2 separate regions of the Homo sapiens genome follow, and region 2 is linked to region 1. A link is a loop called in an ENCODE intact Hi-C map of the cell type or tissue named here. Cell type or tissue: GM12878. All regions are shown on one strand. Links, peaks and the distances in the headings refer to the core of each region. The heading gives the core; the rest is flanking DNA. Region 1 has its middle 67 kb from the start of LINC01878. Region 2 overlaps LINC01953 (long intergenic non-protein coding RNA 1953).

Region 1 (4,407 bases), core at 79-4,078:
CATACTTTTTTACATACTATATTTTGTATTTGGAACGTTCACTTAGTCACTCTACAAATTCTATCTAAAATCTGGATCAAATTTTATTTCTGTAAATCTGTTCTTTGTCCTCTCCACCTCTTCCTCTCTTCCAGGTCTTAAACTCAGGCAAAATTAATGAATTGCTCCATTTTGTTCATATAGTGTTTTGTATATATCTTTGCTGTGCCTCTCATCATGTTGTAAATTGGTTGCTTATTTACATATTTGCCTCCTTAGTCAGAATGGGGATTCCACCAAGACAGTGGTCAGTATGTGTGAAAGTGAAAAAAAACTTGCTCAACTGAGGCTTATGAATATTTTATCATATATGTTATTTTATACATTTTATAATTTTAAGCTGGGCATTATGGCATGTACCTATAGTCCCAGCTACTCAGGAGGCTGAGGTAAGAGGATTGCCTAAGATGAGAGGATCTCTTGAGCCAAAGTGTTTGAGGCCAACTTGGGCAACATTAGTAAGACCCTGACCCTAAGGTAAAAAAAGTTTTCTAGCTTAGTTTTTACATTTAGATCTAGGATGCAAGTGCTGGGCATAGTGGCATATGCCTGTAATCCCAGCATTTTGGGAGGCCGAGGCAGGAAGATTTCTCAAAGCCCAGAGTTCAAGACCAGCCTGGGCAACAAAGCAAGACCCCTATCTCTACCAAAAAATAAAAAAAAAATTAAAAAAATTCAGGTGTGGTGCATACACCTGTAGTCTCATCTACTCAGGAGGCTGAGGCAGGAGGATCCCTTGAGCCCAGAAGTTCACGGCTGCAGTGAGCTATGATGGCACCGCTGTACTCCAACTTGGATAACAGACTGAGACCCTGCCTTTAAACAAGTAAAAAAATAAAAAAGTAGGATTTATTTAATTTTTGTTTATAATATGAGGTAAGAGTCAATGGGTTTTTCATTTGTTTGTTTTCTATGCAGATATCCAGTTGTTCTATTTTATTGAAAAGACTTGGCTTTTCCTGTTGAATCTCTTTTGGACTTTTGTTTAAAATAAAATTACCAGGCTCCCATATATATTGCATTATTATTTACAGTAGCCAAGATATGTGTCTTTCAATGGATGAATGAATAAAGAAAATGTGGTATAATCTACACAATGGAATAGCATTCAGTCTTCTAAAAAGCAGGACATATTGTCATCTGTGACAACATGAATGAACCTGGATGACATCACATTAAGTGAAATCAGTCAGGAATAGAAAGACAAATACCTCATGATCTCACTTATGTGCATAATCTGAAAGCACTTGAACTGATAGAAGCACAGAAAAGACAAACGAAAGTTGTGTATATTTATGGTGTACAACTTTTATTTATCAATTTAAGAATATTAGAATTTTTATTTAAAAGAGAAAATAAATAAAAATAAAATGACTATATATGTGTGGCTCGAATTCTGGAATTTCTGTTCTGTTTCCTATATATCTAATTTTTACTACTACCAAACTGATTATGAAGGTTTAGAGTAAATCTTCAAATCGGGTAGCTAATTATTTCAACTTTGTTCTTTTTAAGAAATTGCTTTGGCAACTCTAGGTTATTTGCATTTCCATATAACTTTCAGAATCAGCTTGTCAGTTTTGACAAAAAAAGCCTTTTGGAAATTTTCATCAGGATTGCATTGAATCTCTAGGTCAATTTGGAGCTAGGATACTCCTTTACAATTTAAATGCTTCTGCAAATGTTAACAACAAATTATTGGCATCATAGTGATTATGTGAATGAGAGAGATTTAGCAATAAAAGCAGAAAAGGTCTAGCAAGGATTTCATCTACTGCCATATCTCCATAATTTCGCTTAGAGGTAGCCTTAATTAAACCTTGAATAAGATTTTTCTCTAAAATAAGAAAAACAAAAAACTTATCTATACCTAAGATCCCAGCTTATAATGAAATATGTTTTGCAGTCTTTTTCCCCCTATTCTAAAGAAAAACCGCACAAGATATCTTTTTACACAAAATACCTATGCTTGTTTTAAAAACTACTGTTTCAACATGCAAACAGCCCAGTATTGAGAAATACAGGTTACTGGGTGTCGGGGAAGTACCGTCCACTTGGAACCTTGTCCTTTCTGCATACTTAAGCACCTACTGATGAGCAAAGGAAGGAAATGTTTTCATGATTTAGACAGTAATGCATCAGAAGAGTGAAAACCACTTTCAAAACTACTTCACTTGGAGAGGTATTTTGCCCCTAAAGAAGTTTTCAGAAAGCCTCAGAGGACAAATGCACAGAATTCTAGCTGCTTGAATTTTTTCTTTGACCTTTTAAAGGACTCATATTTTCCTCCATCTGCTTTTGTTTGTTAATCACTGAGTTATTTCTGTTGCTTTTTGGTGTTTAGTATGTTCACATGGGCACTTCTTATTTTGAACAAAACTTTGTAACACTCTAAGAATATATTGAAAGTAGGAAAGTACTACTTAAAACTATTATTAATAGAAGAATCCAGAATGTATTTTATCATGGAACTGAGATAATTGCTGAATGGAAAAGGCAGTTTCCTACTCATTAAATATATAAAATTTGGACTCTATACCTAGAAACATGGACTTTATTTTTTAAGATTTACTCATTTTACTCTGTACTCTTGGAAACCTTCTTTTTGCCCTAGGAAGGGTACTTGGTTCTCATTCCTAAAATGAAGGAGATGTAATTTGTAAAGTCTCCAGCTCTAACTGGAAGACAGGAATTATACAAACACTGTCTCTCAGGACTGGTTTATATCCCTAATATTTCAAACATTATTTCCACAATTATTGTCACAATATTTTCTGTTTTAACTATGGTAGCAGTGGTAATGTATTCATTCAAGAAAATATTTTCTAGACTATAGAAGGTAACTTGATTCAGATGCTTAGAAAACTTTGGTTTTGTGTATCTGTTTGATTCTTGTGCAATTATCATCCATGAAATTCAAGAAAGTCTGAGAGAAATGAAGATCAATCCTCCTCCCCAATCACTACCAAATTACTTAATTCTATCTAAACTCAGACTTAAAAAATTGGATTTTTGTAACAAACTTCTAGAGGAGTTCCACAACTTCTTGTATTATATTTGTTTTGATCTTAGTTACATATGTTACATATACATGCTCCATACATATAAACACAGAGAGAGGGAGAAATAGACCCTGATTTATTATGTTACTCCTCCTTTTTGTAAAAGATCCAGCTACTTTTTTACTTTCAGATTTGATAAATCATGCTCATTCGTTAATATACCCAAATTACCCAGTGTCCAATGCATGTCTTTTTCTGATACTAGCATGGGAGGATACCAGGACATGAGGGATCAACAACTACAGGTATTGCTCTCCTTACATCCTGTCTTCCCACAGTGTTTGTCCCCTCCCTACAGCTCTTTGGAGCCTCTGGAGCTGTTAGGACCACGATTACCATTTCATATGCACTCCTGGGAAGGAAGAAAACTCTCATGGCTGAGTGCTTCCCAAGTGCCAGGTGCTCTGTTAGGCACATAATACATGTGAGTCAGTGTTTCCCCATGGTATGTGCACCCCTGGGGGTACGCAAATCATTTTAGGTAGGGTGATCACATCATTGATTGTCTAGACTGGGACATTTTGTGAGTCAAAACAATGTTATTAATAATTACACCAGGACAACAGAAATAAACAACAGAAAGAATCCCAATGGGATTCCCCTAGTTTTAGGAGATCCATATTTATCTTTTGTGATGCTTTCCATAAATGGTAAGTGATAATGGTGATAATGATACAAAGTTTTCTTTTGAAATGTGTTTAAGTTAAAAATCATAGTAAGTAAAAAAACTGGTCTTAGCTAGACTCAATACAATTTGTGAAACATTATAAGGAATAAGAAATACTGAGGTTTGGGAAATGCTCCATTAATCTCAGCAAACCTGTGGGAAATGTTAGTGTCTTTTGTTTTTAGTTAATGTGGAGAGTGAAGCTAGAAGAGTTAAGAAATTTGCTGACGATTATACAGATAATAAATAGGTGAACTGGTATTTAAACCTAGTACTATATGGCTCACAAATCCATGGTTTTTTCTTAGTAGGAGCTCTGAGTTTTATTTTTATTTTAACCAGGGTCTTAGATTTTTCCCTCTTTCTCTTAAATTGAGAAAAGGTAGAAAAATTTCTGCTCCAGTTTAGGTAGACTCTGTGTAGTTTAGTATAGTTTGGTGTCTTTTTGGCTGAGGCAGCTGGGACTTGGACCGCTCTTGGGTCTTATAGAATCTGCAGGCTCTCAGAGACCTTCCTCTGTTACCACAGCCTCTCCAGTCTTCCCTAGTGTCCAATTCCATTTAAAAGAAGATGCTTTTCTCTCTGGCCCACAGAGAGGCCTGTTTGGGGCCTTACATCATTTTGTTTAATCCTTCTGTT
Region 2 (4,407 bases), core at 171-4,170, 430 kb before region 1:
CACTGACATTCTAAAGCAGGTAGAAGGATGGTGGCCATATTCTCGAGGGTCAGGAGAGAAGTCTGGCCAGGTGACAGGGACAGTGCCGAATGGCATGACCTTAGTGAGCTCCACTTTCAAGAGACTGGCTATTAGCCTTCAACTCAAGTTTACAGATGCAGTACTGTACTGTTCTTAGAAAGGAAAACCATGCATTTCTAAACTCATAAGAAATAGGTGGAAAAAAACCAGAAATATCATTTGTTTTTAAATAAAAATATAATGATCATGTATATTCCCTTCACATAGGAAAATCACATGGAGAGTGAAAATATCAGAAAGTCGCTAATGTTGGGCTTAGAACTGATCAAAGAGTTTTGTGTACGATAGACTGCCTAATGGTACCAGGCCTGACAGCCTGCAGTGTCCCCCTCACATCAAGAATGACCTCTGAAGGCAATATTTCCAAAGACTTGCGGGTAAGGTACTCCTCTGTCTTCCATATTACGTTGTGAAGGAACATCATTCCTTCCTTTTTAAATATTCAACCAGTCTGATGCCAAACATTCATCTAACATAAATATGGGAAAATGTTAAACAATATATTTTGAACATACCAGATACCATATTCATTTTATTTGTTGGCTACTACCTGATGTTTTAGGAAGCTCTTCTGGGTTAGGTTATTCAAAATACCCTTAAGCAGAGTTCCCCTAAAATCACTGATTGGCTTTTCAAGTAAATAGTGTCTTTGTTATCAAATAAAAGCATTATTTCTTTTTGTTCTTAGAAAAAATAACCTGTAATGAGAGAGCAAATATGTAACTTCTACACGCATGGGATAGGAAATCCTAATTAAAATAATATAGTTACGTTTCTCTACTCCAGTATTCACTGTATTTGTAAATTAAAAACAAGAGAAACATTCTAATTTCACAAGCTTCATGTATAAACCCTAGCAAAATGTTCAACTTGACTTTTACTATAAACTGAGAGCTGTTCTCCACTGGAAAAAAAATCTGTTTCCTGAGAAATATCGTTTAAGAAGCCGTAACCATTTACAATTACAGTGTTTATCACAGAAAGCCATGCACTCATTATTTACACATGTAGGTGAAGTATGTCTACAAAAGGCAGCCGTATGATCCATCTGTTTCTGGGAGTAATAAATCTGAAATGGTCCCCTTTGAAATAAAATGTGCAAATATGCTTGGTGACCCAGACTTTAAAGTTATGTTCTTATCTGGATCTCTGTGTCACCATTGATTGTTACTCAACTCTTCATAGGGTGACTTTCTTTCAATTCACTCTCAGTGATTCTCTCATGTCATTCACTTATTGAGAAGAGCTCTAGATATTAATAAACATCTGATATTAACATACTAAATGCCAAATAGGTAATGTTTCACACATAGATAAGTTCTGGGTTTGGTAAAAAGTTCTATGTTGATACCACATTCAATTAACCTTCTTAAAACACCCTGGACATTCAGTATGCTTTCAAGAGATACAACAGTGGACTGCGTATTACTCATAAGGCTGGATTTAACTACAGTAAGACGTCTGTATGATTGATGAAAATAATTGGCAATTTAGAGAGACTATAGTATGATGGTTATGAATATGGGCTTTCTAGAACTTAAAATATGTGTTTGACACTGTCTAGCTCTGAAACTGTGGGACCAGGGACAAGTTAATACTGTCTCCAAGCTTTCTTCATGTGAAAAATGGGGTAGTATTACCTCTCTTAAAATGACAGTGGGTGTTAAATGAGATAATGCATGTAACATGCTTACCATGGTATCTGGCACGAAATAAATGGATATAATTATAAAAATGATATATGTGACTTTCCTAGTCCCACTGATACTCTAACTTCATTGAAATCAGTTATATCATCAATTTAAAATGCTATAGATTCTTCGTATGGATTTATTTCTCAATAATAGTACACTTCAAAAGTACAGTCTTCCAATGTGGCCATTTCTGCAATATAGTTTACAGGACTTAGAGTGATATTCTTAGTCTACTGAGTGGGACTTTCCCAGGTGTCTAGTACCTCACCATGACGTCAGGTTTTAAATACTTTTGTGAAGCTTTGGCACAGCTGCTGGGGGAGATACACTGATGGTGTTACTCTCTCCTTTATCATGTCTTACGACAGTTCAGAATGCCACACTAAGTTCTATATTAAGCTAACCTTTTTCTAAACCACAGTCATGAAAATTGGGGGAGATGACATTTGACTTTACTACTTGTAAATGACCTTTCTTTGATTCAATTCCCTTTTCCATAGCTCACGCCCTCTTTCAGAGTTATAAAACAGAAAATGGCTCCCCAGTTCTATCCCTATATGGTTCTCAATTCCCTAGGTTGTAACCATCTGGCTATAAAAATGGGGAAGGTGAATTCTCTGGATTATTTCCTTTACTATCTGTTGGTAATGTGTTCCTCTATTTTTTTTTTTTTTCAGCTTAACAGGATTGTTAAGCAAGTGATTAGACTTTGCTTTACTGTGAAAGAATTTTGGTTTATAAAGAGTTGAAGCTTCTCACAAACACTGGGTATGTACTTCCACAAGCTTTTCACAGGATTAAAAAGACAGTATCATACTGCTATTGGCACTGGTTTAACCACCAAATGTTTCCCTTGAGATGCAACCTGTCATCACTCTGCTTTAGAGTATGGATCTCTCTTGCAGAATCCAACCTTTGATATCACAGATCGTTAGGTTAATCTGTCCTATTTTCACCTCCCAATTCCAAAGTCAAATGATTATGTTTGGTTTTCCTGCTGGTCCCCAGCAAAATAAGTTTCTTTTTAATCTCTTGCATGTAGCTGCGGAAAAATATTCCAAATAATGAGTTTTTTTTTTGTCCTGTATCTAAATTAATGCTCACCAGGCGTCTTCTCCTTTGTTACCCTCTTTTGGTAAGTTATTTCTTTACAAAGTTGAATCATATCTTTTTCATTTCTTGAATTAACACTTCATTGAGGATTCCAATAACTTCCCTGTACTTTTTGTGCTCTAAAATTTTAGGGTTTCTTCTCAATCCTTTTTAGAGTTGACTTTGAGCATCACCACTTGACCCAGTTCAAAATTCCCTTGTTTTTGCATTAATGGAACTCATTTTATCAAATGCTGAACAAATCTGCATTTTAAAAGCAATTATGGTGGGTTTTAATGACATCTTTAAAAATGTGTGCTTTCATTTTTTTCAGGAACCTCTCTGGTCCTCACCCCACTGGTTTAACTCCCGTAATTTATCATTCTCATTTGGGATAGAGTTAGCTTATCACCTGCTCTACAGCAAAACACTCTCTCTGGAAGAAATCTGATAGTATTCTATCAACGTGTGAATTTAAGTCATAATGTTACCTTTTTTAGGGACATGAGTATTTGCATAAGAGCCTTATCTCTAATTGCAAAGTGACACTCTTAAGACTGTTAAAAGAAACTATTGTTCAAGGTAGATGGAATTAGAAGACCCTCAGCATGTGGGACTTATATGCCAGCTGAATAGACCCCAGACTATCAGTGCACTCAGGGAAGTAAAGTTTGACAGTATTTATATGCTTTACTTATGAACTGGATTTGGTATCTTAGAATATTTTCTTTGAAAAGGTAGTTCCATTTTTGGCTTTCTTGCTTCTTCATAGTGCCAATCTAGGTCAACAGGAGTAAGTGAGACCATTGTTCCATATCCCGCTTAAAAAGAGAACACTACTTCAAAGACAAGAACAACATCACCTGACAAAAATAAAAGAAGTTATCGGTTTTAAAACATTGTGCTTATGTGTGCCTGTTATTCTTAACTTTTTCAGGGATTCAAGTTATTTTAGGGTACCTATTCTGGTTGATTATATATCTAGCACAATAAAGCCATTTAAATAAAAAAATATAGAATTCATTTCCAAAAATTTCTTCTTTGATTTTAGGAAAGAATTATAATTTTCCAAATTGTCCCCTCCCACCTTCTGCTAAAAAGACCCCCAAAACTTAAAAACGTACAATTAATTCCTTGAGCAAACAAAAGGGGATTTTACCCAAATTCCTTTAAAGGGTACTTAGGGCTTTTAAATCTAAAATAGATAAAACAAACTACCCAAAGAAAACAAAACCAATACTCCACAATGTACCTTTTAGCTATATTGCCTTGTAAAATTTTTCTTTTGCTGATTACACTTAGTGATTACAAAATTAAACCTGCTGCATTTCTTGATAGTCACCCTGGTTCATGAATTGTCAGGTGGTAACAGGAAATAATTCATTTTTGAAACAGAGGCATTACATAAATGTATTTTATTCCAAATTGCATTTTATATACAATGTTAGCCACTTTTCATATTTATATTTGCAAAATTAATATATAAATGTTAAAAATATATATTTATATATAATTTTATTTTTAATTTATGTAACATTTT

The links. Hi-C counts contacts between places; a loop is a spot of excess contacts. Peaks named below come from ENCODE experiments on the same cell type or tissue, not always from the same donor. Only the 100,000 strongest peaks of a DNase experiment are listed, where the experiment ranks them.
Region 2: a loop joins it to region 1, with 7 times the contacts of the local background. A loop is called at or near these places in 1 of 110 quality-filtered maps.

What each region holds. Positions count from the first base shown.
Region 1 is chr2:212,725,689-212,730,095 of GRCh38, reverse strand. No RefSeq gene overlaps it. Among named protein-coding and RNA genes, the nearest start is that of LINC01878, 67 kb to the left of the region's middle. RefSeq lists an enhancer at 2,229-2,318. In GM12878, for the core only: no CTCF peak of the experiment used is centred there; DNase peaks (open chromatin) are centred at 2,155 and 3,523.
Region 2 is chr2:213,155,163-213,159,569 of GRCh38, reverse strand. LINC01953 (long intergenic non-protein coding RNA 1953) reads left to right here. Exons shown (of 4, transcript NR_146974.1): 2 at 289-458; 3 at 2,453-2,543; 4 at 3,640-3,754. Among named protein-coding and RNA genes, the nearest start is that of IKZF2, 5.8 kb to the right of the region's middle. RefSeq lists an enhancer at 2,214-2,283. In GM12878, for the core only: no CTCF peak of the experiment used is centred there; a DNase peak (open chromatin) is centred at 2,086; H3K27ac peaks cover 2,235 bases.